6 separate regions of the Homo sapiens genome follow, and all the other regions are linked to region 1. Evidence: chromatin loops called from intact Hi-C (ENCODE). Cell type or tissue: OCI-LY7. All regions are shown on one strand. Region 1 has its middle 490 kb from the start of LINC00290. Region 2 overlaps LINC00290 (long intergenic non-protein coding RNA 290). Region 3 has its middle 320 kb from the start of LINC00290. Region 4 has its middle 260 kb from the start of LINC02500. Region 5 has its middle 330 kb from the start of LINC00290. Region 6 has its middle 210 kb from the start of LINC00290.

Region 1 (5,000 bases):
CATCGTGAGAAAATAGCCAGCGAATATAACCTGATCCCCCGACCCTTGTCACTGCTTTGTGATCAGATCTTACTATGCAGTGAAAGAAACAATGCTATTATTACTTCTCATGAAGTGTCTTGTTTTTATTTCTCTTGTAATTTATCTTCAATTGAACTGATATTGATTTCGTGGGGGAAAATTGCATAATCTCCAAGGAGATTTCTAAAGGCTAATCTTAGTTTGTGCTTTATTTTTTTCCATAGGTTTATTCTTGCCAGTGATTTATCTACCTAATAACATTATAGATAAAACCTGATCTTTCCATTTATTTCTTCAAGAGCTGTTCATGTTTGAGCACGCTTTGTCCTTAATTGCCTGGGGATTTTTCGATAGCCCTGTCTTTAGTGGTCTGAAACAAGTTGCAATATAAGTAATTAAGGCACTGCGCAACAGAATCTACAAATTGCTGTTTAGCTTCCATGTGTGATATTTAACTAATTGTTCATTGCTGTGCAAACCTTTAACTTCATAGATGTCATGAATTTAAAGTGAATAAACATTGCTTTTCTATTTATTAAAATAGTGTAGTGTAATAGTGAATACTAAAGCTTCCAGGTACTTTAAAATACCATCTTCCACTGTCTGCTGTGCAGTTTAATTTCAGACTGTTGAGGTTATCAATCATTCCTTAGAAAACTGTAAAATACGCTTGACTTCTACAGAGAGGCTATAGGATGCAGTGAAAATTGAGTTGCCAGGGAGTAAGAGAATTGGACTCTAGATCATCTCTGCCTAGCGGTGCTCCCTTTTCTTCTGTGGTTTTGCTACCTCACCAGAAAAATTAGGTATTGCATTAAATGACTGTAAATGGACTTTCCAACAGAGTGTCTTTCTGGGGGGCTAAAGAGATTTTATGTGGAGTGCAATCAATGTCTGGAAACAAAAATGAGAGCTAAAATATGTACTATGCTACCTAGGAGAAATTTCATGCAAAGTTTTAGATTAGATGTTTCTTTCCCCCTTAAATATAGACACATCAGTAATCTCTTCCTGAGCTTGAATATTATATTCTTGGCTAATCTGGCAACTGCTGGTGAAGGGAATAATTTTGTTTGCTGTAGAAGAAAGAAAGGCTCCACTGAAAACATATTCAGGAAGTGGGATGCATGACTGCGTTTTTCCTAAGTTCACATGAGGCATTGTGAACTTTGTTTGTGCCTGCTATTTATTTTGTATGGTCGTTATTTCCCTTGATATTTTGTTTGCAGCTTTTTCCCCTCTACGGTTTGATGCCTGCGATAATAACAATGCCCCTGCAAAACAAATCCACAATGAGTAAATAGCAATGGTTCTTCTAACCCTCTCTCAAAGAAGAATTTGATCCCTTGCCAGGCATTTTCTGTTTCCCTAGGCCTTTAAAATGACCTTAATTTGCAGACATAATCTGGCATCGTTGTCGCCTGTAACAGAGATGTCAATATTAGAAGTTTGAATCCTGGAATGATCACAAGTGGGATTATTTAATTCCTAAGAAGGCTGGCAGTTGAGGGCAAGAAAGATGCATTTGGAACAATCTCCAAGAGTTTTTTGTTTTTGTCTTTGGTTTCCAACTAGAAAAGGAAAACAGAGATTCAAATCCTAAGCAGACTTTTCAAAAGACAGGCTTCTTCCAAGCAGTAAGAAAATACTATTTCTATTCAAAGACACTTGAAGCTTGTGTTCCTTCATACCTGCCTGGGGTGCTGAGTTTGCAGAGCCTTTCTGCAGACACCTGAGGTTTTTATCAATGAGAATCATGAAGCTTTGGAGAAATAATATACAATAAAAGAGCAATAACTGCTCTTATTAGGCTCTTTCAAGCCATCTGGTGTGATTTTTTTTTTTTTTTTTTTGCACTTTCACGGACAAAAAATTTTGTTGATAAAATTGCCACTGAATTGTAAGTCATGCATCCTTATTGGAAGGCTGATTCTTTGCACCACTAGGTGGCAGTGTAGTCACGTACTTATGGTTATTCATCTGCCAGCTCCTAAATAACAGGGCTTCCGGCTTCAGTGTTAGGTTTCCAAGCCTCTCGTGCATCCTAATATCCATGTCTCCTTTATTCAAAGGACAAGCATATCTGTACTTAAGTGATTTACTCTGTACATCAAGCTCTGTGAAATTTGCACTTATGTTTTGCTTTTATTTTCAAAGAAAACACTTGAATACATTTTCAACAAAATATTACAAGTATCATGCTGATCTTCAACTAATTATTTTTTTATTTAAAATGCTCGGTATGAAAATGTTTTTATGAGCACATGAAAAATAGAAAGCTTGAGAGATGTAGTTTAAAAAATATTATTCTAAACTCACAAAAGTAAAGCTTTGATCTGTCTCTTGAATTATTTAAAAAAGAATAAATGAGCATATATAATTCAAATCTTGGAGTACTATCAAGGGCATCACTATGGGAATTATCTAATGTATTTATTTAAAATATTTTCTACAGTAGACTTTCCAGAAATAATGATGCTTAGAAGAGGGCACTTTTAGTGTTATAATTTTAGTTTGGAATAATTTATGCAAATAATATAGAGTGTTCTCTAGAAATATCCTAGTTTCTTAAGGAATGATGTAGTCTCTTGGATTCTTATATAGAGAAGCTTGTGGTATCTTGTTTCGTATATTTTTGGCAAACTGCCACATTCCGGGATGTCTTTATCACCTTGTTTGACCCACAAAGTGCAGTATCTGCAATGTGGACAAAAAAAAAAAAAAAAAAAAAAAAATCAATAAAATTATTTCCTGCTTCTCATCACTTTCTTTGTTCTAAAAGAAAAGAAAATCCAAGCCCTAGTAGATAAACATTATCTGACCAAACTCTTTTGCATATGTCTTATCTAAACTTTCTTCTGTATTTGGCTGCCTATACAGTCTTACTCTAATATTTTCTAGAGAAACTGGTGTTACGAAAATGCCGGGGGTTTGGTCTAGGTCTCCTTGCTTGCCACAAAGAAAGCCAATCACTAAGACAAGGAAGATTGCCAGGGAAGACTTTATTCAGGTGCTGCAGCCAAAGAGACAGGAGATAAGTTTCAAATCTGTCTCCTCAACCAACTAAAGTTGGGGGGTTTATATATCAGGGAAGGAATGTAGCTACCTGCAGGGAAAAAATCAATTAGGGAGGAGTAAGGAAGTAATCAAGGTGGATGAGGGGCCCGGCATCTCATTTTCTGGATGTAGTCATCTGGTGAGTTTCAGTCCCTTGCCTGAAAGTTGGTTTTAAGACAGGGAGGGTCAATTTCTATGTTATTAAAAAACGCGTAATGTTGGATGAAAAGAGGCATCGCAAATTCCCCTAGGGAGGTTTTTTTCTATTTGGTCATCCAGGGCACAGGGCTTCATCCATGCTCACAGTGCCCCCTAGTGACAGAACAGAAAGAACTCAAGTGTACTCTGAAATCTAATGCTCTGTGGCTAATACACATTATGACCTATGCTAATCCTTTTCATTTCATTACTTTGGGGATGGATCCTATCAAAACATATTTGATATTTCTATAAACTCTACATCTCTATGAATCAATAAGCTTCTTCCTTAAACTCATGCATCAATCATTATCAGACATGTTAGGGAGGCAGAGACAACGTGGAAGTGGCAAGAGTCTCTGACACACAGCCCACGTTTCACTATTTACAACCACACTGGCCCCAGCTAACATCCGTCAGGAGACTGAACACCAGCACTATGACTCTTATGCTTTTTGTGATGTTCTTACCAGGTGTGTAAGGCATGTGATAAGATAATGTATAAACCAGAATGTATAATTTCATCTGTAGAGAATAGTTTAGGTAGCGGGGAATTCTGGCATGCGACATAGAGGCACACATAGATTTTCCTTCATCTCTCTCTATTTCATTACTCTAGTCATTTGAACATAATGCCCAAATCATTGACTTTTCAATATTTAAGTCCCCCAAATTGAATGACATGACCACCCTCTCACTTGTCACATTTTGGCTTTTTCTAAGGACTTTCATTATTTATCTACATTGATTGGATGACCTTTGCCATCTATTTGCTAGCCTTTAAAAGATTTAAGTCTTCCATAAGCATAATCTGGCCGCATTCTTCCCCAAATTAATTAGTATTATTGCTCTCCTGTCATATATTCATGAATTGTGCTTTCTTTTCTTTTGCACCTGCTCTGACTCATTTCAAGGCTGTGTTATCCTAATGAAATACAAAGATTGACCTTTACTGTGCAATCTAATGAAAAATGTACTAATTTTAGGGAACTAAAATTTAACAAATTTCTATCAAGGTAGAATGCGTGCTTTTGTAATGTTGAAAATATTGTAAATATCAATTACTATATATAAAAGAACACATAGCAACATTTGCGAAGACAATAATGCAATGTAAAGTTGAATGAAATGGAAGTAATTTTCTATATATTTTCCTGGTTCTGAAATAAGAAACATTATAGTACAGCTTTGAATGGCCTTGATTTTCTCTGTTGGCTGCAGGGTTTTGCAGCACTAAAGTTATATTTTGAAGTACCTCAAATTTTCCAGACTCTGCAAGAAAGAAAAATAAAGGTATATTCGTTGTGCCACAAAATAAGTACAGTTAGAATATTGAAAGAATGCTTAATACAATCCTTTTATGTAGGCAATTGGGAATTGATGGTGCAATAAGTCTAAAGAGATTTGTAAGGATATTCAGAGGAAGTATTGATATCTGAATTATCAAATAGTTTTCCAAAAGTTACAAAATGAATGACTTCCTGCCATGCTCAGGTATAGAGGCTCATTCACAGTAATTGTGGGGCTTGGCTTTGAAGTTCATTGTACCAACAGTTATCTCAGGACGATGTCTCCAACCTCAAGATGGTACCAGATTCCAGTAAAGTGAAAACAGCACATCACTTTCAATAAGGTTGTTATTTTATTTTTAATGTAATGATTACAGCCAATTTTAACTTATAAATAATGACGTATATTCTTTTTTAGAATCACAAAATCAAAAT
Region 2 (5,000 bases), 480 kb after region 1:
TGGCAATATCACCGCCACCTTTGCCATCCATGCCAAGCTCAGTAATGGGCTCTTTGAGAAGGCTCCATAGGTCACAATGCTTATGATGCCAACCGCGTTGGAGGTCCCTGACCCTCAAGGATCCCAAAACACCAGCATGCACCCACACATCCATGCACACTTCTTTCACATCCAAAACATCTCTCTCACTCCCTGCCCCTCAATTTCCTCTTTACCCAGTTTCCAGTCTGCAAGGAACGAGCAATACTTTGATAGATAGTGATTTTTGGAGTATATGAGTTTATTCTCCTCTGACTCTGAACCACAAAACCATTCTTTATTTTTTACCCTCTCACTGTTATTAAATGTGTTGAGAAGAAGGAGGTAGAAGATGATTTCAATCTTCCTATTTTTTTCTACTTCAGAAAAAGAACACCAACACATGTTTTGTATTAGTAGAATCACCCTTGCACATAATCAAGTCCTATTTTACTTTAACATTCTCAGCACTGGGTGAGGACTCATGCTATGTAGGTTATGGTTTTAAATTTGCAACTACTTAGCCCCTGTCTTTGACTGTGTGAGGGAACTCCTGATCTCATTTTCTTCATTTATAAAATGCAAGGCATGAATGATCTAATTCTATAAAAGTAGAATGATGTGTATTCTACAAAATTTCTTCCCACCTAAAAATCTCAAATTATGAAATACTTGTAGCCTAATAATTTCTGAGTCACTTCCTGTGTTCAGTTTTGTTTTCATATCTAGAGATTTTTAATTATCACCCAAAAATTTGAATGTGGCATAATCGATATTATTTGTTATTTTGATGGTAATCATGAAGCACTTCTTCTTAACAAAACCAAATCAACAAGTAACAAATGAATAAAGGAATTTCATAAGACCTTTTGGAAAACTTAAAGATCTAGGTGTAATGAATAGGATATGTGGTCTCTTCAAAGAAAGACCATAATTAGGATAAGATTTCATTGTTCAGGTTACTGCACTGTGTGTCAAAAATCGTGAGCTGCTCCAAGACATATGTGAAAGTCAACACAGACTTTCTCAAATGCTTTGAAGTAGCCCTTTCCTTCTACTTCAGCAGATTCCTGCAGATTCATGTCAGCATATCTATGAAGGCTGCATATTAATTTTGCAAGTTCCCTTCACTTTGGGACTGATATACCAACCTGCAAATGCAACCTCCCCCAAAGACCAGGCTGCTCGTTGCTGTTTTGAACTTAAAAGTTGTTGCTATGTATCCCCTACTTAATTAGACAGCGAGGGCACCTTTCAAAGATACCCCAATTTCAAAAGAGACAGAGAGATGCAAGGGAGAGTGAGTGGGAGAGAAAGAATGTACTCGGTGAAGTCTGAGATGCCCTTCAAAAAATGAAAGATGGGACATGAACATGGCAGACATTCATTAACATTAATTTATTACATTGAATCCTCAAGTTTCTGGTCCATGATAAGTGATAAATGACAATAGGTCCCTACTAGCAGAACCTGAAGCATAGCTGCTATTAACATACCCTAGCACACCTTTAAACAAGGCAAATGCTGAGGTATAGCAGCACTGAATGAAGGAAGTTAGAGGTAGCTAAGAATGGGTAGATAGCAGTCTGAGAGGAAAGACAAGTTATAAATCTTGGAAAATTGTGATTTGTTCCATCATTTAGTCTTTCAATATAATGGTTTGTATCTATATTTAATCTTTTGATCTTCTATCTATAAATGCATTATCATCCATGGGTGACCGTGATGATGGGGGAGGGATTCAGGCTGGGGACAGTGGTGGATGCCTTCTGTTAACCACCCTACACCTCCTATCAATGCCTTTCTCTCCATGGCCCATGCCTCCAGGGGCAAAGGGGACTGGCTTCCCTTGATCTCAGGTTTGCTGTTGGGATTGGCCAATGAGGAGCATCCATAGGAGATAGGAAGACCTGGACCCTCCACAGAGGTCACCTGCCTGTCAGACCACTCGCTCCCCAGAGCCACTGTCCCTTTGCGCCTTTAGAACTAGGTAGTAGGGGCACTGGTTACTACTCTTGGAATTCTGCAATATCATTTGTGGGTTCCTTCTATCCTGCCCATACTTCCGTCAGCGCTTTTTAGAATTATTAACTCTTCTCCAATAATCCAGTTTTAATGTGCTGTCTGTTTCTCTTGGAATCTTGAAACACACAGGACCAGGAAGGCTTTCTGAAGGAACTACATAAAGAGTTACATCTTGAAGGTGTTAGGAGTGTATGGGAGAACACGTTGGAATAAGATGCAAAGGAAAAACGAGATTTCAGTCAGAAATAGCAAGGTGTGAAAAAAAAGGGAAACGGCTGGGTTTAGGTAACAATAAAAGGGAAGAATGTACTATTTACTGTTTTTAAGGTGTATTACAGACTCCAGACTTATGGCAATTATTTCAAGACGTTTGCCTACTAGTAAGCTCTTTGCGTGGTGAAAAGAAAAATCCAACTCCCATACTTTACCTTTATGTGATATTACATTGCGCAACCTACAAAACTGCCACCAGGTGGCGCTCACGCAGTAACTTTGGAGCAGCAGCAAGCAGTGAATGTTAAAGACGCTGAATTGGAAATATTACTGTCGAACAGATGTTCTTGTCTTTGATGCTGTATCTAAGTTAAGGTAGGAATGATGAGGTCAAAAAGGCTAATAAATTTATTATGTGGTGGAAAAGTTATTTCTCCTTGCCTATGAGACAGAAAAGCCATTATTTTTAAAGCATAATGCTAGCTGAGCTTTGTTCACTGTGACACAAAATTCTCCTAATCCTCCTCCTACTTTTATTATTCTTTGTGTGATATGTGTCTTTGGTTGTGAGTAAAGAAGAAGAGATTATAGTAGTTGCTGTAAGCTGACTGCTTAAGAGTTCAGTAAATTTAAATAAATCTGTTGCAGAGAAAAACATGCCTTGCACTGATCATCCAACGGTGAATAAAAAATGTAGACAGAGCATTTATGCAAAGAGGCAAATGATGTGCGAGAATGGCACTGCCCGTAAACAAAGCAGACAGTTTGACAAAAGTGTTTTTCCCCCACTTTGATCAAATAGACTACAGCATCTTTGCATCCCACTTGTCAAAGTGCGGAATCTGTTTTCCATCTCTCTTTATTCCTACCTTCACCCAATCCCCACCATGCTTTCATTCAGGTCTCCTCCCTGAAATGAAATAGGCTGTTAGTAGACTGCAGTTGATAGCATCCAACTGCAGATAATGAGCGATGCAACAGAAATGTCTTGGGTTCTTCTTCTTTCTCCCACCTTCTTCCCCAGCGACAAGGTCTGCAGACTTTCATGGGTAAATTCTGTTACAGGGAGAGTGAGGAGGCCAGATAATTGCCCAAGCTGCCTCTTCCATAGATTGATATTAGGGACCTTGTCCTCACCATTGCACACCTGGAGACCTGCTGACTTATCCAGTATCAGATGAAGGATTTATGCACACAACTGTGAGTGTGGGGAATTCTCAGGAAGTGAATTGTTTACACCAGAAGATTCACACTCAGGATGTCAGTAAATATTACCCCAATTACTTTTGCACCAACCTAATACTAATCAACCCCAGAGATGAGGTTTAGCATCCCCATTTTACGATGACAAGAACGAATGGACAGAGAGTTCAAGGGATTTACACAAGATGTGCAGCTACAAGGAGACGGAGGCCAAATGTGCATGCGAATTAAAATCTCAAATGACTAGTGTGGAAATTGAAAGAGGATTGAATAAAATTGAGCTCTTCTTTTCCAACAATCACCCTTCTGGTAAAAAGGTACCAGAGTTTGTGACCCATATGTATCTTATTTCAGAAAAGATTTATTGGGAAGGAGGATATTTTTGTCCAGCTTTTGGATTAGGCCAGTGATCTAAATGGGCTGACGAGAAGTAGTGACAATAATCACATCTACTGGACAGAGCATCTGTAAGGGCATGAAACCTGGGCAGTTGCTGCGCTTACTGGGGCCCTGTGCTTGGCTTAATGCTGTGCTGTCACTGTCTTGAAATTCTTAATAATTTTTTTATTATACTTCAAGTTTTAGGGTACATGTACACAATGTGCAGGTTACATATGTATACATGTGCCATGTTGGTGTGCTGCACCCATTAACTCATCATTTAGCATTAGGTATATCTCCTAATGCTAGCCCTCCCCCCGCCACCCCACAACAGGCCCCGATGTGTGATGTCCCCCTTCCTGTGTCCATGTGTTCTCATTGTTCAATCCCCACCTATGAGTGAGAACATAATAATTTTTGAACAAGAGACCCTACATTTTCTTATTGTACTGGGTGCTGCAAATTATGTAGCTGGTTCTGCCGATGGTATTTTTCTCTTTTGACCATTGCTGGATAAACATAAATACTTTCTCTTCCTCCTTGGCTCCCTCTGGAACCTTTCAGACAGCCCCCAGAAAATTCCGTTAGCAAGTTATTTCCTCAGACAGATAGGCTGGAATGCAACAATTAGGTTGTAGCTTACATTGCTGTTCTTGAAATAGCTGCTTCCTTTTTGCATTTGACAAATCCACGGTGAGCACCCACTCTGTGCCAGGCACTTGCCAAGTCGAAGGTGGTTTCCCAGTTGTTCCTAGCACTGCTTTCTTCAGCCTTCTCTAACGGAAGGGAAGCTCTCGTAGCTTACTACTCTAAGCCATGCTATGCTCCTACTAGATTTCCCTCTCAGAGAATGACCTTTCCTGATCTTGTCCCTCAGCGCTGAAGACATCCTATTAATTCCCCTTTGCACTGCCTACAATTACTACCAATGGCAGCTACTGCGCAGCCAACTGAGAAATGAACCCCCATGGAAATTGCCATCCTTGCCCAAGGCTAACAGAGGTCTCTGGCAGGTCCTGGTGGACTTGTGAAATATTAAATATGTTCCATATTCTTTGTACATTAAAAAGTCAAATCTGAGAAATCTCCTTATGCATTAAGTATCTGTGTCTACATGATATTACACTCAGCACTCAGCACTGTAAGAAGAGATTTAGTTA
Region 3 (5,000 bases), 180 kb after region 1:
CTAAGGCAATAAAACAGTCTCTATTTGTTATAGTACTTTGTTTACAAAAGCATCGTTATAAGCACTTCAGAGTACAAAACTGTCCACGTACTTTTTTTAAAATTAGAAATTTATTTTAGACTTTAAGACAATTTCATTACCTAAGGGACCAAAAACTGATTTTTAAAACTGATGTTACCCAAAGAAGATGAGCTTCTTTATTTTCTTTTGACTGGTAAATCTGAACAATGCAAATCTAAGCAATGAATCTTTTCAAGAGAATTGCAGTTATTTTTAAGTCCATATGTAGAATGTTTATACATTTATACAATAGATTTTATGTTTTATTGTCTCATTTCTTATGATTTAGAGTGGTTTTTGAGTCTGATATGTGTTAATTCTTTAAGAACATCTTAAAATGTTGCTCTACGATTATTTTAAATTAAGTAGATGTACCCTCAGTTCTATTCAATGGCATTCAGTTGCTGAAGAATTGATCAATTATTTTAGAGAAGTTTCTACTGTGGCACAGACCTCAGATTTCTATGGAAGATGTAAAAGTCCTCAATGTTCAGAGTAAAAGTATTGATTGCAAAATGACTTTCAACTCCAAACAAGCTTTGATTTAAATGATAATATCTTCCAATTGCTAAAACTAGATACAACATTTGATGTACCTAAGCATAAATCATTCTTCCATCCTATAAATATTGCCGAAAATTAAGGAACTTATTAGGTAATATAATCATAATAAGAATTAACGTATATCAACATACCCATTGCCATAGTTTCTAAACACACCTAGCCTTAACTGCAATGTGGTCAGTGTGGTATTAAATAAGTCTCTTTTTTAGTTCTATATACATTGTAGAAGTTTTTTTAATAGACTTATACCCCCTTTATAGCTTATTCAAGTGTTGCCATTTCCCTTCCAACAGTGGCTTTATTTGAATTTTCATGGGAATAAAAGGTTAAATTAAGGATGTGTGGTTAAATTTCTCATTTTTTCTCATGATGTGGTGTTAGATGCATTAGAGTATCTAAGAATGAATTTGGAAGCACTTAATTGGAATTATCATTATTTTGCTTTACAGTATTTATTTCTAAGTCTTTAATATCAAAATAAGTAACAAATAAAATTTATGTAAATATCCAAATAGAAAAGAGCAGGGAAATTCATTTTGTGCAATATTGTTGTATTTGGTATGATTCTTTTTTTATCGAAAATATGTCTTTGTGTGAACAACATAAAATGGAAGATTTAGTATAACATTTGCCTTATATTTATTTCCACTGTTTAATGCTAATGGCTATGCACTATGTGCTTTTCATATTCTTTAGCAGGGACAAATTGTTTAGATTTATTTCTCTATTGAGAACTTTAAAGCCACAATATTCCTATTGTAAAGAGTTTATCTTTTGTCGTCCTACAGAATAGATGTTTAACAGTTAATTCCTCTTTCTCTTGTTTTTGTTAGTGGTTTCAGTAATGATACATCGTTTACCTAACTTTGAAGGACAAATGACACAGCTGATCTTGAAACTTACGTACCAGATAATACGTACTGTCATCTTACAGCAAGTTTTGTGGGTTTTAACATTGGAGAGCCTGATTATTTCTGTTCTTGGTTCAAGTTTGTTGCTTGGCCTTAGTGATGGTACTAGTCAGGGTTCTCTAGAGAAACAGAATCAACAAAATGTTAGAATATGTACGCGTGTGTGTGTGTGTGTGTGTGTGTGTGTGTGTCTACACACATACACAGAGAAGAGAGATTGAGAGAGATTTAAGTTATTGGCTCACAGGATTGTGGAGGTTTGGCAAGTTCAAAATCTGATGTGGTAGGCTGACAGGCTGGAGATCCAGGGAAGAGTTGCAGTTTAAATCCAAAGACAGTGTGCTGGAAACATACCTTCTTGCTTAGGGAAGTTCAGTCTTTATTAATGCCTGTAAGTGACTGGGTGAGGGTCACTCACATTATGGAGAGCAATCTTCTTTACTCAAAATCCACCAATCTAAAAGTTAATCTCATCAAGAAACACCTTAACAGAAACACCCAAAATCGTGTTTGACCAAATATCTCGGCACCATGACCCAGGTACATCGACACATAAAATTGTGTTGCTGACATCATGGCGCCCTGTCCTGTGCCTGCGTCTCTTCAGTAGCACTCATACATTCTACTTATAGGACTGCTGCCCTCTTCTGCTTTCTCAGAGGTCTGCAGGGTTTTCTTCCCCGCCTTGAAGTACTAAAGCTATTACTACTAATAATCACTACCATCATGGATAATTATTATAATTGTTTCCCTTTATCCACTGAAACCTCAGTTTCAGCCACAGTACGGTACAATAAGGTATTTTGACAGAGAGAGAGAGGAGAAATGAGATACCACATTACTGAAGTATGTGATAATTGTTCCATTTTATTGTTAATCTATTACTGGGATTAATTTCTAAATTAAACTTTCTCATAGTGTGTATGCATAGGAAAAGATATAGAATATATAGGGGTGGGTACTATTCATGGTTTCAAGCATCCACTGGGGGTCCTGGAATGTATCCCACCAGGAAAAATGCTATACAATTACTATTGCTACTACTACTCATAGGAACAAATTCCCAAACACCTTCTATATGGTTGGCGGTGAAACATGAGTTATACTCAAAATTTTTATCTCTAAAACTCAAAACAGGAAAGTAGTTATAAATATGTTGTAGATGAGGGACCTGAGAGTCATTAGGATTAAGGGGCTTGTCCAAGGCCCGACATTTATGGAGTGGCCAAACCAGATCAGATCCCATGAATCTGTATCTTCTTGATGCCACAGCTTTAATTAAAGGCATCATTAGGTTGCACATTGTAGAGCAGTCAGCTACAGTTAGCTGTTATGACTTCACAGTGACAAGAGGGGATTTAAATCGAAGCCAAAGCCATTAAGTAAGATATATGAACAAGTTTTGCCACAAAAAGCCCCTTCATCAAAGATTATTATGATAGTTTATGTAATATTTCTCTGAGATTTTTTAAACGGAGAGCCCTTTATTTTGGATAATTCTCAGACTGAGTCTGGCTAGAGAGAGGGAAATTGAATACATCAATAATGTTCTTTCCCCTCTCTGTCACTTCCGTCTTGCCTTTCATGAATTGATTAGGGGTGATGTTGGAGAGACTCAGATTTGAATTGCTTGATAAAGAAGATCAAGATCCTCACTGAGGAATTTGGATTTGGTTTCATTAGGAATAGATATGCTATAGATTCAAGGGAATGATCATTTTAGAGCCAAATGGACCAGGCATCCTCTATTATGCCCTAACGGTACTACCTCCTAATTCTGAGACAATCTTTTAGTACCTCCTACATTATGATCCACTCGGATGTCCCAATGATGTTTAATGTCACCATGTTGTATCCAAGTAGTGTTTCTTTATTATAGTAAATATTCCATTAGACCCAGAAATGTTATCCTTCTCTAATAGTTCTACTAATTTTGAGAACTGATATTATCTTTTTGAGGTCACAATTTAGAGCATCGTTAACGATACGGCAGTCTCTGTTGACAGTGATACTCAGGGAACAGAACTCACAGAACTTCCTCCCTGCAGTCAGAACAATCCCATTGGAGGCGTAAGTGGCTCCACCCATGAATTTTGGAGCCCTGTAGGCTGAGCTACTTGAAGCGTAGAATACAGAGGCATTAGATGCTGACACACATAGAGTTTTCCATTTTGATAGAATTTTGTCTCTTTTTAAAATTGGTTCTGTTCCAACTTCACAGGCTCTTTAAAAATTTTTTAAATTTTTACTTTTTGTGAGTACATAGGTAAATATCTTTATGGGTTACATGAGATATTTTGATACAGGCATACAATGTGTAATAATCACATCAGGATAAATGGAGTATGCATCACCTAAACATTTATCATTTCTTTATGTTATAAGCATTCCAATTATACCTTTTTAATTATTTTTAAATGGAAAATTAAATTATTTTTGACTATAGTCACCCTGCTGTGCTAGCAAATACTAGGTCTTATTCATTCTTTCTATTTTTTTTTTTTTCTCCACAGGATTTTTGAGAGGTTACAAATACTTCTATGTCTTCAACAGGGAAATTCACATTTTCCTGAATTGTATAGAGCATTGACTTTTTAATTTTGAACTTCTTAGAATTGGGAGAATTATTCACTTCATTTTGGTATGATCATGGTAACTCATTTTGTTACATCACAATCAGAGTGAGTGTAGCTTTCTTGAAAAGTACTCTTACTTGTAAATGTTGCTTGGCTATCACTTTTGTTATTTTTTTTTCTTAAATAGGCCTAAATGCCACAAAATTACAAAATTAACCTTCATTAATTTTTTTAAAACATTTATAAAAATTATACCATCTCGGGATTTCCTTAGAATGTACTTTTCACGTCATTGGGGAAATTTGATAAAAACACAATTTCAGGCCTGGAAAATATTTTGGGGGACCGGACTCCAGTTCCTAATAGTTGCTGGTGGGTTCACTATAATTTTAAGTTGGCAAGCTACTTAACATTTTAAGACTCACTTTTGTACCCAGCACTCTGTCTAGCACATATTTGACACCCAACACCTAGCATGTAGTGAATGCCCAGTAGTTATTTCTATTATTTCTAAAATTATATTATTTCCTGTAGGCAACTCTATCCCTGAGAGTTACAGAGTCAGAAGTACAGGCCATGTGCAGTGGCTCACATCTGTAATCCCAGCACTTTGGGAGGCTGAGGCAGGTGAATCACCTGAGGCCAGGAGTTCAAGACCAGCCTGGCCAATGTGGTGAAACACCATCTCTACTAACAATACAAAAATTAGCCGGGCGTGGTGGTGTGCCCCTGTAATTCCAGCTACTTGGGGGACTGAGGCAGGAGAATCGCTTGAACACAGGAGTTGGAGGTTGCAGTGAGCCAAGATTGTGCCACTGCACTCCAGCCTGGGCGACAGAGCGAGGCTCCATCTCAAAAAAAAAGTACAAAATTGTGACTCTGCAGGAGC
Region 4 (5,000 bases), 860 kb after region 1:
TTTAACAAAAGAATCCAAATTAAAAAAAAAAAACCAGCAAAGTAGCGAGTGAGGAATGAAGACCTCAAAATCTACAAAATGTAAAATCTACCAGCTTTGTATTTTGACCCTGTCAAACCCATATTTGACAAGCAAAGCAGTGTGGCCTTTTTCCTTCGAGTATAAATTTCACTTCACTGTATCTGCTTAAGTTGTAGCCAGGAGAGATTGGAAGTTTTATAACGTGATTGAAATGTAAAGCTCAGCCAAACAGGAGTAGGAGTAGGTTTTGCTCAATTGTCATTGATTAAGGGGTTCATCTTATCTATCCATCTGGGGTGCCATAGTAGGTGCATGCTCTGGTCCTTTGCACTCTTCGAGGGCACTTACTCTTAACAATGTTTTGAGATTTTTTTGTGGTAGTAGTGGTGGTAGTGATGGTGGTGATGGTGGTGGTGATTCTTGTCATTTGTAATTGGGACTTTATAACTATAGGATTGGTTAAGAGGAATTGAGACTATTAGAGAGAGAGCTGTGTATAGATTAATAGCAGTTAATTTCTTCTGTCTTCCTCTAAATTTCTCTCCAGAATGTGTCTGTCTCCCTTTTTCTCCGAGCTTCTCTCTCTCTATCAGTCTCTGACTCAATTTGTCTGTGACCTCTCTTTCGAGTAGTAGTAAAAACATTTTAGTGTCCTTATAGTTCAGTTAGGAGATAAAGTTCATGGCCAAGTGCTGTCTCTGTCTTGATCCTACGGCCCTTCCCAACTTGGTCCTCCTTGCTCAGTGACTTAGCCCTGGGTCCTTGCAGCCACCCTGCTGAAGCTCACTCCTCTGGCCCCCTGTGCGACCAGTCAGTGCTGTTGTGTTTGCACAGAGACCAGCTGCTAGGTCCACAATTGCAAAACAGTTCCAATCTACAAACTGTTTTCATGAATGTCTTTTGTATGTCTGGAAAACATTAAATGTGATTTCACAGATGAATGATTTTGAAAGTTTTTAACTTTTAATTAGACTATTTTTAATGACTTTTTGTAAATGGATTCCCAGTAAAGCATTTTGTTTTACCTATCTGAAGACATAATGAGCTAAAAAGTTGAGATATTTAGTATCAGGTTTTTGGGTGTTTTTATTTGTTTTTGTTTTGTTTTGTTTTGTTTTGAGACAGAGTCTCGCTTTGTCACCCAGGCTGGAGTGCAGTGGCTTGATCTCGGCTCTCTGCAACCTCTGCCTGCCAGGTTCAAGTGATTCTCCTGCCTCAGCCTCCCAAGCAGCAGGGATTACAGGCACAAGCCACCACGCCTGGCTAATTTTTGTATTTTTAGTAGAAACGGGGTTTGGCCATGGCCAGGCTGGTCTCGAACTCCTGACCTCAAGCCACCATGCCCAGCCAGGTTTTGTTTTTTTTTTTTTTTAATATAAAAGGATAATAGAATGAAAATTTGAAAAACACAAGTATAAATACATATGTATATATGAAAGTGTGTATTCATCTTCAGAATAAAATAATAATAGAAACATTCATAATTCTCCCACCAAGAAAATTGTATTTTACATTGTGTTACATTTGCTTGTAGTCTTTTTTTTCGTTTAATGTAATATATGTACACACATTTGACATTTTACTCTATAAAGCAGTTTGTAAATTACCTCTTCTTTCATTTAAACTTATACTTCTGAGTTGTTAAATGTTCTTTAAAAATATATTAATGGCTGAACAATACTCCATTGTATGGATGTACCACAGTGTACTAAAAATTGTTTACTTTTTTAAAACAATTTTTTAAAAGGGGGGGTTAAAGGAGGATAAAATTCTCTGTGTAAGGCGTAAATCCTTACATACATCTCTGATTACCTTTAGGAAAAAAAACAGAAATGAAATTATTTTGTCAAATGAAAACATTCTGTGATTTAAAATTTTCTATTTTTATAAAATAGATACTTAATATACATATTTGTATATTGGACGTTTACTTTTTGGTATATACCCCACCCAATATGGCATTTAAAAATAAAGCTATCTAGTTTCTACACAGGACTCTTTATAATCAATGACTTTCAGATCAAGTAGTAGCATAAAATTATTATTTTGATCCTAAAGAAAGAAAATTAAGTATTATAAGTTCTATCTTGATAACTACAAAACAGACCCTCTAGCACAGTGCTGTGACACTATAGTCTTCGAGTGAACAAAATTGAAGAGATTTAGAGATAAGAATTACGACCTTCTCTTGTAAATGAGACTCGCAAAGCACAGGAAGAGCTAAATTATTGACTTTTTGCTCTGTAACAACACTAAGAATAGCTAAGACTTGTTGCCTTCTTACTAGTGTCACAATTTGAAGTGCTTTATGGGCATTAAATCATTTAATCCTCATAACAATCCTACGAGGTAGGTTGAATTATTCACCTCATTTTACAAATAAGGAAAGTGAGGCTGAGGGAGGTTAAGTCACTTTCCCAAGTATTTCACCGAGGAGGTGGAATTCCATCCCAGAAAGCCTGGCTGCAAAGCCTGCACTCTCCACCACTGTGCAATGCTGCCCCCTAGTGCAAGTGTGCATACACGCTGCTCAGGTTCCTTCCCTGAGAGGCTGCTCATAAGGAAGAAAAAGGCAGAAATGTGGAATGAAGGGCTGATAACCAAACACACACACACATACACACACACACACGTGTATATACACACACATATCTGCAGGCATATATATAGTTGATATAAATATATGTCTATATTTAACAGTATATGAGTAGCATAAATAAGATTAGTATACTTTAAAATGTTTAAAGAGCTTTTATTTATATTTTCCTATCTGTGAGGAAGGCACAGTGGAGATTATTGAACCCATTTCACAGGTGAAAAAACTGAGGCTCAAAAGGGTTAAAACATCTTGCCCAATGCTCTACTGCTGGGAAAGGCAGTGTGGGGATTAGAAGCCAGATCTTCCAGCTGTTAGTGCAGTGGAGCTTCTGCTCCCCTTATTCCTCCCCAGCAGTACCTCTCCTACATGTCCAAAGGCATGAGCAAAAATGAATGAGAAATGGTACAGACAAGGAAAAAGGGTCTGCCTTCCCATCTGTTTAGATCTAGAATCCAGAAGGAAATGAGAGAACTGCTCTTGGGCGATGACAGTGTAGTGTTAACAGAAAACAGAGAAGGAAGAGCTGCTCAATTCATGTTTTGCTTCCATTCTCTTCAGTAAGAAGGATTAACTTCAAACAGAAAACTCAAGGGAAATAGATGTGGGTAATGTAAATACTACAGGCATAAATCCTTTCAGGAGACATGAGAACTTACAACTGACAGCCTAAGATAACTACAATCACGTGGGGTGGGGGGTTGTTATTCACCCCATTATAATATAAATTATTCCTAATGACACCAGATAAATAGGTGCTGTTAATGAGCTGCACTTGGAAATAAAGATACCACTTACTGACCAGATAACATGAGGCCACAAGTATTGCATTTACACTCAGCCACTCATTGGCCACTTTAGCCTCCCTTGTGGCCAGGGGCAAACATTCGCGAGATGGCTACTTTCAGCCAGAGTTCAATAGGCACGGTGCTATGTACACACTAGGTACTTGGAAAATATTTGTTGAATTAAGCAGAATTGGACTGAACTCTTTGATGAGGTTGTCCATAAGCAGAGATCCCTTGCTCTAAAATACAAACTTCCTATGTGGCCTTAAGAAAAGACCAAAGTCATTCCAAGTGTGTCATGAAACAAAGAGAAACTAAGTAAGAATAGGACACATACAGGAGCGTTTGGAAATCATAAAGTTTGGCTCTTCTCTTAACTCTCTTTATTATTCTGGTGAACTGGAATAATAACTGTGTACAATTACATTTTAATTTATGCTCCAAATGAAAGAGCACTTTTTAAAAAGTAACATTTTAAGTGTCAGAGAAGAGACATATTAAACTATTATTTCTTTCTCAGTGATCATAAAAAAACATGCATTCTGAAGTCAGGACAGTGAGATGCTTAAAAGCCCTACATACAGGGTAATAAATAAGATGAATGAATAATTGAAATTTTGCATTATGTGGCACCAATAGATTAATTTTTACAAGGGAACTTATTTCAAGTAATGATCTTAGGAAGTGATCTCTCATTAGTAGCCATCAGCGCGTGGAGGTGGCCAGCCTTTCCTACATAAAGCAAAGCAGCAAAGTTGAGTTCTCACTGATATGTCTTAAGAAGAGAAACAAGAGTTACAGGTGTAGATGAGTTGCAATGCATGAGTTACAGGTAACTAATATTCACCCTAACAAATCAAGCTGGTCCTAAGGTAGATCCTGCTGGCAGAACATACAAAGCATTTTTCCCCCCATTGCTAACAGTCGTAGAATTTGTGAATTCAAGCAACTCTTAATGAGTTTTAAGGGGACCCTCAGTGCATAATATGGAAAATATGCATCTTCCTTTTCAAATTCTGTAGACATGTAATCCTCCAAACAGGCATAGCCATAAAAATAAAACTAATCTTTAATGGATGTTGATTCAACAACAAAGATATTGCCTCTTTAACTGTCGTATTCGTTGGAGGAGTAAATGTGTTGTATGTGTGTGCGTGCATGTGCATGTATGTACGTGGGTCATGTGTTTCTGAAAACATGAACTGATCTAAGAAGTTCTAGTTATGATTCTCCTCATAAGGCCTTTGGAAGCTGACACCTGCACCAGTTCTGTGTTTCACAAATTAGAAGTTGGTTTCTGCTACTTCCTTTTTTTTAATGTCAGCCCTAATTGTTTGTCTTACTCTGATACCATTCTTAGTGACTTTGAGAGTGTATCATGCCTTTTTATCCATAATGAATGACTATTAGCATCAATTTTTATTACATTCCAAATAACCATCAATTTCTCCTTCAATTACATGTGTAAATGTCATGTGGTTATTTTCTGCCCTGTGGATTAGATAGCAATCAGAACCAGAGTGACTTTAACTTTAACTGACCCACAGAATAAAAGTGGTTCAAATTATAGAGCAAGGAAGGGGGAAAACAGACAG
Region 5 (5,000 bases), 160 kb after region 1:
TGCTGGCTTTGATTGTAGTTGTGATAGCAAGGTCTCTATGTTTCAATATGTTCTCTATTTTTAACCTCTGATTATAAGGAGTATGAAGGCATCCTTTCAAGGGAAACAGTAAAAGTAAATGAAGTTATTTTGGTTTAATCATGTGCTAGTCCCTATCTTTAATCAGTGGGATAGGCTCCAAGGCCTATAGCTGTGGAAACATCTGAGTGAATTGACAAGTTGGATTCAAAATGTACTATGAATTTATATAAAATTTGTAAATATAATGTTTTAAAAAGTAGAGACATTTTAGTACCTTGAAGACATAAGGTTGCTATCTATCTTTTTAGGCTTTTGTAGTTTTTGTTTTAGAACAAAGGCTCAGATTTCTTTTTCTTTTTTTTTTTTTTTTTTTTTTGTTTTGAGATGGAGTCTCACTCTGTCACCAGGCTGGAGTGCAATGGCATGATCTTGGCTCACTGCAAACTCCGCCTTTGGGGTTCAAGCAATTCTCCTGCCTCAGCCTCCCAAGTAGCTGGGAGTACAGGCGCCTGCCACCACGCCTGGCTAATTTTTGTATTTTTAGTAGAGACGGGGTTTCACCATGTTGGCCAGAGTGGTCTGGATCACTTGACCTCATGATCTGCCCGCCTCGGCCTCCCAAAGTGCTGGGGTTACAGGCGTAATCTTAAATCTTAAAAGTTTAAAATGTCTTCTATTTTTAAATGACTTTCATAACTTTAATGCACTATTTCATTAGGACAGTGATTTGCAAATGTTATCTTTGATTTAAAGTGGTCTTTGTGGTTTTTACTTTTTCTAAGTATTTAAATTTTCTGGTAAAGAAGGGAGGCTTTGTAAGGCCTAGAAACGTGTCTTTATTTTTATTAAGTAGATGGGTTCAAGACAAAATAAGGAGGAAAAGATGGAAGGAAGGAGAGAAATCGTACTACCTTGGACTAAAAATAACATTTGGTGGGTGCAGTTGGCCCATGCCTATAATCCCAGCACTTTGGGAATCAAGGCGGAAGTATAACTTGAAGCAAGGAGTTCAATACCAGCCTGGGCAACAAAGTGAAAATCCCTCTCTATAAAAAAAAATAAGAAGAAGAAGAAGAAGCAAGGCATGGTGGTGTGCACCTGTAGTCCCAGCTACTTGAGGGGCTGAGACCTGAGAATTGCTTGAGCTCAGGAGTTGGAGGATGCAGTGAACCATGATTATGCCACTACACTCCAGCCTGGGTGAAAGAGTGAGACCCTGTCTCTAAATAACAATAATAATAATAATATGCTTTATAAAAAGGAAGGAAAGAAGAGCTGAAAAGAAGCATCTTGGGTGTACTTTCTCTTTCTCCACCACTTTTCTTGTGAGCATAGTCCATAGTTAGTAGAAAACTGACATGCAATAGACATGTGGGATGCTGAGTGGTCTTGTCACCCAACTTCGCCATTTTCACAGAGGCCTAAAGATGCTGCATGTCTTGTTCAAGGCTACACATATTCTTAGTTTGAACCAAATTGCATATTTAATAAGAAATGTTAAATCATTTTTTTTAAGCCAGGGCCAAAAGGACTTGGAAATATTTAGAAAAAGTATATTTTGTATTTGTACATAAAATTCCTACACCTGCCTATAAGCACTCTGTAACTATTTTTCCCTTACTGAAGAATTTAGCTTTTGCTAGAATTTCAAAAGCTACGTAATTATCTGCACACAGTGTCTTGTATCTTGGAACAAATGTTGCAGGAGCTGAGATCTGCCGCTGCTGAGGACTGGGCACTGAAGTTCAGCCACAGTCCAACACGTGAGGTGACTCCTAGGTCAGAAGGAAGCAGAAGGGATGAGGCTGCAGGTCCCAAGGATCTCCCCGTGAGGTGACAATCTGGGTGATATAACAAGCAATGGTGAGATAAAAGGTCACAGGGATGCAGGACACAGTGTGAACCACTCTCTCTCTCTGCTATGTGGAAAAGCTTTCACTTTCACTTTCCCAAGAGAAGAGGGAATTGTCACATCCTTCTTTCCAAGTTGATGTTTCTCTAATTCTTTGCCCCATCCTGTTGTATGTTTTGTGTATCTTATCCCCAAAACTATTCCCACAGCAGCATGTTTAGCTAGTGACTGAGCCCAGTGGGGACAATAATGTATCAGCTGCTTTATTAGAAAAAGGAAGAGTGGGGGGCTGGCAACCAGTTTCCATTTGGGAGGACTCTGTCATGGTGAGTAGACAGGACGATGACTCAGCAGTTATATGATTTTCAGGTTCTGTATCCTGAAATTGTCTGAACATGCAGTAACACATAGATGAGGGCTTACTGACAGATGCGTAGCTTGCACGTACAGTTTCTTTTCTTCCCAGAACTTGTCTAAACATTGGAGTCATTTGTTGCCTTGGGCCTCACTGCCTGAAGCATCTCTCTTCCCTCTGAGTTCCTGACTCCAGCTCCGTCTGGCTGCAGAGCAATCTCAGGTCTGTGTCCTTAGGTGTTTGATTCCAGCCGAGACCTGGCAGAACTTCCTGCCTTCCAGAACCAGCTATGTCAAATACACATCGCGATTATTTTACTGAAGGGGCTTCAGCCACCTCCGCACATTGCTCAGGCTGAGTAAAAAATAGAGACCATTAACTGCGTGTGTACCTTATTACAGAATTAACATTTAATTCTTATGCAGTGTGTGAAAAAATGTATTTCACCTCCAGAATATCCCATATACAATCTTAATTTTAATAGAAAGAATATGCTCTGCTATGTGACGCTTAAGATACTGGGACACACAGTAATATACAACTGATATATGCTGATGTGGCAGGTGTGTTAAGTAATTCAGATATTTTTACAGCAAAATTAAAGCAAATTAATGAAGATTAGTATCTGAGGTTTGCCAATCCTCTTGTATAAATAAAATAAACATGAGGAATATTTACCTTAAATGGAACCTTGAATTTATCACTTGTATCACTTGCAGAAATGAGAATTTGTTAAAATAAATACAGGGCCTATGTCAATGGTAAAAAAAATTAAAATTTTACATTTCTACTTGTAAGAGCATAATTCCTTTCAAGAATAAATAAGTAGCACATTGTATCTGGACAACTAGGTGGCGCTGGTGTATTATCCTTTCAATCCCAGAAAAGCAAATTCAAATATCATCTTATATATTCCAGCTCAGTGGTCAGACATGCATGTGATCCTCAGCTGCACGTTTCAGTGGTAATTTAGAAGAGACTCATGAGTGAATATTGGAAGTGCTGTCACTCTGCAGGGAACACTAACTACTCTCTAGCTTCCCATTGGCATGTTGCAGATACAGACCTTGAATTCAGAATCTTACTTTTAAAATTTCTAGAAAATCTGGTATTCTTCTGAAGGTAGGAAGCATTTTGAATTAAAAATGTCTTTGGAAATGTGGATCCTTACAGATACCAGAATATTTAAGAGAGATTATTCAAAGCAATTTTGTTACCATCAGAGGTTTTAAAAATGAAATTTCACAGGACACAGCCAAAGGGACGCTTGTAAGTAATTAGATCCTACATAAAGACAGTATTTAAATTTCAAATGTAGACTTGCGAAATTACATAATAACATCAGGTACTTGTGTCATTCTAATGGTTTTAGGCGCTGTTTAAGTACTTTGCATATATTAACTCAATTATTCCCACAACAGCCTTTGAAGTATTGGATGAAGTTACTGGGAAACGGAGAGAAGCGGTAACTTGCCCAGTGCCAAGCAGCTACAAGTTCTGGGACAGAGCTTCAAATACAAGAGAATTTTCTGTCTTGGTCACTATTCTTTCCACATTGCCTCTTAAACAGCCTGCATAAACACTTCTTTAAACAATTTTAGTGTGACACAGATGCTTACAGTGCAAAATTAAAATAAACTTAACAGATAAATTAGAATTGGACATTTGTCTGATAGCAACATGATAGCTATAAGATCAATAACTTTCCGTCACAGAAATAATATAGAATTTAAACTTTACTTGCATATAATCTAGATAGAAAAATTTGCATATAAGAAAAAGAGTGTGAGACACATCAGGAAATGTATCAAGATACTGTTGAACTGGCTCATTTAAAACCTGAATACCCAGGGGACATCACCAATATTGTCCTCAGATAATGATGTAGAAATGCATTTCCTTGAATATATGCTTATCTTTATTTTCATCAGTAGGATCCATGAGAAATAATGAAAAGGAATCTTTTGTTAAAAGATAAGTACAGGTGTCTTCGAAGTAGTTCAACATGCCATGGGCAAACCTTTACTGAGTACTTAAATAAAGCAGAGATTATGCCATGGAAAGCATGAGAACTGAAAAGAATATGGCTGTCTTAGTTTTCTACTGCTGCGTAACATATTACCATATTTAGCAGCTTAGAACTGCACCCATTTATTAGCTCACAATTCTACAGATGAGAAGTCCAGAAGTCCTGGACCCTCTGCTTTAGGGTCTCACATAGCCACACTCAGGGGTTGGGCTAGCCTGAGTTCTTACCTGGGAATCTGGAGAAGAGTCAGTCAATTCAGTTGCCGGCAGAATTCAGTCATGTGCAGCTGTAGGATTGAGGTCCCTGTTTCTTTGCTGGCTATTGACCAGGAGCTGTTGTCAGCTTCTGGAGGCCACCTATATTCCCAGGCTTGTGGGCCTTCCATTTTCAAAGCCAGCAATGCCACGTCAAATCCTTCCTATGCTTTGAATCTTCCTGACTTCCCATCATGCCGCTGTCATCACCTTTTAAAGGATGTGTGTGCTTAAGTGAGGCACATGCCAGTTAATCATGGTATTTTAAGGCAACCTGATTTGGGACTTTAATTACAACAACAGAACCTCTGCAGTGCGTAGATGACTGTTTGAGTTACCAGAAGATAGGAATATTAGGGAGTCATCTTTGGAATTCTGACCCACATCATCAATGGCTACACCATCAAGAGGCACATTTTGTTCATCTTATGATTCCTTGTCAGTGGACACACTTTTCCTAATGTCAAGGTGACTATTGACGTGGATAAT
Region 6 (5,000 bases), 280 kb after region 1:
GGCCAGCCGCCCCGTCCGGGAGGTGAGGGGCGCCTCTGCCCGGCCGCCCCTACTGGGAAGTGAGGAGCCCTCTGCCCGGCCAGCCGCCCCGTCCGGGAGGGAGGTGGGGGGGTCAGCCCCCTGCCCGGCCAGCCGCCCCGTCTGGGAGGGAGGTGGGGGGGGATCAGCCCCCCTGCCCAGCCAGCCGCCCCGTCGGGGAGGTGAGGGGCGCCTCTGCCCGGCCGCCCCTACTGGGAAGTGAGGAGCCCCTCTGCCCGGCCAGCCGCCCCGTCCGGGAGGGAGGTGGGGGGGTCGGCCCCCCGCCCGGCCAGCGCCCTGTCCGGGAGGAAGGTGGGGGGGTCGCCCCCCCACCCGGCCAGCCGCCCTGTCTGGGAGGGAGGTGGGGGGGGTCGGCCCCCCTGCCCGGCCAGCCGCCCCGTCCGGGAGGTGAGGGGCGCCTCTGCCCGGCCGCCCCTACTGGGAAGTGAGGAGCCCCTCTGCCCGGCCAGCCGCCCCGTCCGGGAGGGAGGTGGGGGGGTCAGCCCCCCACCCGGCCAGCCGCCCCGTCCGGGAGGGAGGTTGGGGGGTCAGCCCCCCGCCCGGCCAGCCGCCCCGTCCGGGATGGAGGTGGGGGGGGTCAGCCCCCCTGCCCGGCCAGCCGCCCTGTCCGGGAGGTGAGGGGCGCCTCTGCCCGGCCGCCCCTACTGGGAAGTGAGGAGCCCCTCTGCCCGGCCACCACCCCGTCTGGGAGGTGTGCCCAACAGCTCATTGAGAACGGGCCAGGATGACAATGGCGGCTTTGTGGAATAGAAAGGCGGGAAAGGTGGGGAAAAGATTGAGAAATCGGATGGTTGCCGTGTCTGTGTAGAAAGAAGTAGACATGGGAGACTTTTCATTTTGTTCTGCACTAAGAAAAATTCCTCTGCCTTGGGATCCTGTTGAAAAAATATTTATTTTTTAAAAACATCAGATGGTTCATTTTTCAGCATGGTATTGAAAACAAGAAAAGCTAATTAGATTATCCAAATATTTAATAACTTCATTTTCATTTCCACAATGCATTATACCATCACAATGTCTTAAAGACTCAAATTCATTCATTAGGACAAACATTTCCCTAGACAGAACCCTGATGTATGTTGTGACAGTAATCCTCATACACTCTTGCATTCAGAACTTAAAAGTTTGTTTAGAGGGTCCAGAAATAGGACTCTGGTTCCTCATAGTCCAGTAACTGAATAGCTAGCTCCTTTTGGCTGACAAATTCCTCCCCTTTGACCAAGAATCTAATTTATTGAGGGAACAATCTAGGCCAGCCAGATCTGGCAACAATAATCTCCATCATTAATTGGAAGATAGATACAATAGCCAGAGAATGTCACAGGCATCTGATTTGATTCTTGCTTTTTCTTGTGAGTCGTAATGCAAATGTTCCCACATAGGGCTGATTGTTACTGTTACTGTTGTTAGTAGTAATTTTTAATTTCTTAGTCTCATTCTTTTCTGTTGTTCATTCTGTCTTTATTACATTTTTTTTTTCAAATTTTGACCTAGTTGTGTATGTGTGTGTGTGCGCACGCACACAAGCACAAACACATGCGGATTGATTCTGAGAAGACACTTTAATTCTCTTTATTTCCATGTCTAGAATGGTTCCATCTCATTGTCACCTCCCTCTCCTAACCAGAAACTACCCAAGTACTAAGAAAATTAAAGTGGTGATGTCATATATTAAATGCATGTAAAAGAAATTGCTTGTCCTTTGGAGTGCTCAGCCATTCTGTTAAATGAAATGCGTGCTTACTAAAATGTCATGAGAAAATGATGATTTGTTCATACCTTGTTTCATATCTTGTTTGTTGAAAAATATTTTTAAAACATATGTCTACTATCACATTTGCAAGCATTGGGGAAATCACAGGAGAAAAATAAGAAAAATAACTGAATATATCACAGATGTGTTTAAGGACAAATATGAACAGAAGGAATGGGAATACAGGGTGGACTACAATTGATCATATACGTAATTCCAGAAATTCATGTTTTTGTGGGTCAAAAAGAAGAGAGACAACCCCAGGCCAAAATTGTCGGGGAAGAACTAATGGATAAAAAGAAAATATTCTTCTTGTTGTTTGAATTCCAGCTAATTGAGGTTTTGGAAATTGTGAGGCACGGCGCTCTGCCACTTTTCTCTGTGTTTAGTTGTGTGTGTGTATTTAATGATTCTACAGTAAGAGTTTAATGGTTGTTTCTGTATACAAAATTAAATGCGAACAAAGTTAAAATACTTCAGGTATATCAAATAAGAAATGCATTTTATCATAACTTTTTATAATTTTCTTGGCATAGATTTAAAAAATAGATTGCACTTTTATCACTGTACGTAGTTCTTGAATAACTATGAACATTTCAAAATGAATTTTAAAGGAATACAACTGAATTTAACAAAGTACTAATTTCAACTTATGAAATAAGAATGTGACTACATACATTATCATAATTTTGTAGCTAAATAAGATTATTCTTTCCAATCTGTTACTCATTTCTTGTCTTATATCTCTTCAACTTATGGGTTATCATATAAGGAGTACCAAAAAGAAAATACATGGATCTAGTTTTACAGTTATTCATTTCTTGTCTTATATCTTTTCAACTTATGAATTATGATATAAGAAGTACCAAAAAGAAAATGTATAGCTAGTTTTAGGGGACTCTAAGAATTCTAGTAATAAACACTTCCTATATAAAATTATTGTGCAGGTGGGAAAAAGAATTCATTTCTATTCATTATTGCATCATTTTAAAAAATTTACTATGCAGACTGTAGAAATACGCTATAAAACTTTATGCATTCGCAATTGTTAAAATGTTTTATTAGGACGTATATTTGGCATACTGCCCTCATTTCACTTTAGTGACTGAGACTGTTGCTTAAAAGAACGTTCTGTTTCCCTGTAAGTACTTTCTAGTCATTTCCTAAATAGTAATGGAGGGACATTGCCCCCAGCAGGGAAAAAAGAGAATAGAAATAGAGATCTATTCTAGCAATTCATCTAAAAAGTAATGAATATGAGTACGAGAAACTGTACACATTGTCAAAAAGCAGTCTTAAAAATAAACATGCTCTCAGAAAGAAGCCAGCTGTTAAGTTGGTTCTGTATTTTGTAATCATCTACATTTTTAAGACAAAGTATCTTAAACATTATTTTATATAGATAATATTGAAAACTGAAATTAATTAAAAATGGCTCATTTATGAACTGTGTATGTCCAAAACATCAGCAATGTTATAGTAGTTAAAAATAGTATATAACTGATTCTGTTCTGTTACATATCAGAACTTGATATAAGGTCTTATAGCTCTTAAAATGAATTAATTTTGGGGACCCCTAAACTTTATGAAGTCAGAGGTGAATGTGTTTATTTGACTATCTCAGGAATCATCTCACCCTAAAATATTGATAGATTGGTTTAATTTAAATTTGTGGTATCCTTTTTCTTTAAAAGTAGAGAAATTATATTGCAAACACAGGAAGAAGCGGTATTAGAAGTTTCTTTCTCTATGACATTGTTCTGAAACATTATGCCACAGTTACAATCGGCAATTCAAAATTTATGAAGCATTGCATAATTTATTGCCACATTTCAGGCTGTTTCTTTTTTTTTAAGTTACAGCAGGGATGAACATTTTGAGGCATTTTCAGATACAGACTTTTAAAGTTATTCTCTCTTTCTCTCTCTCTGGCCTGCTTCCTTCCAATCCCCCACCCCTGTCTAAAATTGAGAACTTTTGAACATCTCTATGTCTGTGACGAGATTGAATTTATGTATGGTTGGCATTTAAAATAAAATGTTATTGCGGAAAATGTCAGAAAGTGTAGAAGTTAAGTCATCTGTTAGAGGAACTTAATATACTTTATAACGTTGTAATTTTTATCAGATTTAAAAGATTTATTGTGTCATAAATAAATTGATGTTATCCGTAAACTTGAACTTTCTCTGGGAGTAAATACTAGTCATTGAAGAAAGTAAATTGAAAGGTAAAGAATTTAAATAGTCTCTTTAAATACTCCAGGATTGATAATAGGGACAGTATTTTAGTTTGAGAATTTTTCGAAAGCTCTAATATAGGGTACTATGTACTTGCATTTAGAATAATCAAAACATCTAAACATTAAGAAATCTCCGATGGATTGAAAAATATGTGAAATAAACACTTGCTTTCACTAGAATGCCATTTCTGTTCTCACATGGTTGAGTTCTGTGAAGCAATATATTGAAAAAGGACACTTTAAAATTACCCGACTATCATCTAATATAGACGATCTCTGTACTCCCATCACTCTGTCTTTGATTCTGTGAAAGATATAAAAGAATGCACATCCTCTTTCTCAAATGATTTAAGAATCGAATTGAAAAGAGTAAACACTTGATACAAATAGCAAAGTGTCATAGCAAATCAAAAGTAAAATACTATAGGCCAATGCCTAGAAAACAAACAAAAAAACCTGATAAACAAGTAGAATTTAAGTTCATAAGCACTGCCAGAAATATCTCTAAGTGTTCTAATTTCATGCTATATATTTTATAAAGGAGGCTTTTGCATAGTTCATTTACTTATTTATTCTCCTGAATATTTTAAGTATGGTCTTAAGAATAAAACATTTTATTTCATTTTGAATTTCAATATACAATTTTGAAAGGATTTTGATTAATACAACCACCATATTATTTAAATCTTCACACAGCACTTGTTAATGTTTATTTTGCTGGAAATTAAGACAACATTTTCTGAAAGTTATCAGTGTTTATATTTACTAGAAAGTTACACAAACTATTTACATCTATTTACATTTTATGCCACGGATACCAGTGTGATGACTGAATCTTCAAAAGACAAGCCCAATGTTAGGTCAGCTCATGCTTAATGCTGGTATGCTCCCTCATCAGTCTGTGTTGAGAAAACAAGAGTTCTCAACACAGCTGAACTGAGTGTCACAGACTTCTGGTCCCATTGAACG

Evidence for each region. Hi-C counts contacts between places; a loop is a spot of excess contacts. Peaks named below come from ENCODE experiments on the same cell type or tissue, not always from the same donor. Only the 100,000 strongest peaks of a DNase experiment are listed, where the experiment ranks them.
Region 2: a loop joins it to region 1, with 6 times the contacts of the local background. A loop is called at or near these places in 8 of 110 quality-filtered maps.
Region 3: it touches region 1 in a loop (6-fold over the local background); 5 of 110 quality-filtered maps call a loop at or near these places.
Region 4: it touches region 1 in a loop (8-fold over the local background); 17 of 110 quality-filtered maps call a loop at or near these places.
Region 5: it touches region 1 in a loop (5-fold over the local background); 9 of 110 quality-filtered maps call a loop at or near these places.
Region 6: a loop joins it to region 1, with 8 times the contacts of the local background. A loop is called at or near these places in 11 of 110 quality-filtered maps.

Annotation. Positions count from the first base shown.
Region 1 is chr4:180,663,007-180,668,006 of GRCh38, forward strand. No RefSeq gene overlaps it. Among named protein-coding and RNA genes, the nearest start is that of LINC00290, 490 kb to the right of the region's middle. In OCI-LY7, CTCF peaks have their summits at 1,947 (motif pointing right), 2,150, 3,394 (motif pointing left) and 3,597; DNase peaks (open chromatin) are centred at 1,995 and 3,375; H3K27ac peaks cover 2,258 bases.
Region 2 is chr4:181,140,934-181,145,933 of GRCh38, forward strand. All of the region lies in intron 2 of LINC00290 (long intergenic non-protein coding RNA 290), which reads right to left. Among named protein-coding and RNA genes, the nearest start is that of LINC00290, 16 kb to the right of the region's middle. In OCI-LY7, CTCF peaks have their summits at 2,507 (motif pointing right) and 2,707; a DNase peak (open chromatin) is centred at 2,518.
Region 3 is chr4:180,838,175-180,843,174 of GRCh38, forward strand. No RefSeq gene overlaps it. Among named protein-coding and RNA genes, the nearest start is that of LINC00290, 320 kb to the right of the region's middle. In OCI-LY7, no CTCF peak of the experiment used is centred here; a DNase peak (open chromatin) is centred at 2,157.
Region 4 is chr4:181,526,248-181,531,247 of GRCh38, forward strand. It overlaps a transcript of TENM3 not described here. Among named protein-coding and RNA genes, the nearest start is that of LINC02500, 260 kb to the left of the region's middle. In OCI-LY7, CTCF peaks have their summits at 2,522 (motif pointing left) and 2,745; a DNase peak (open chromatin) is centred at 2,534.
Region 5 is chr4:180,825,535-180,830,534 of GRCh38, forward strand. No RefSeq gene overlaps it. Among named protein-coding and RNA genes, the nearest start is that of LINC00290, 330 kb to the right of the region's middle. RefSeq lists an enhancer at 1,615-2,814. In OCI-LY7, CTCF peaks have their summits at 3,083 and 3,287; a DNase peak (open chromatin) is centred at 3,107; H3K4me3 peaks cover 515 bases.
Region 6 is chr4:180,944,703-180,949,702 of GRCh38, forward strand. No RefSeq gene overlaps it. Among named protein-coding and RNA genes, the nearest start is that of LINC00290, 210 kb to the right of the region's middle. In OCI-LY7, a CTCF peak has its summit at 2,976; a DNase peak (open chromatin) is centred at 2,969.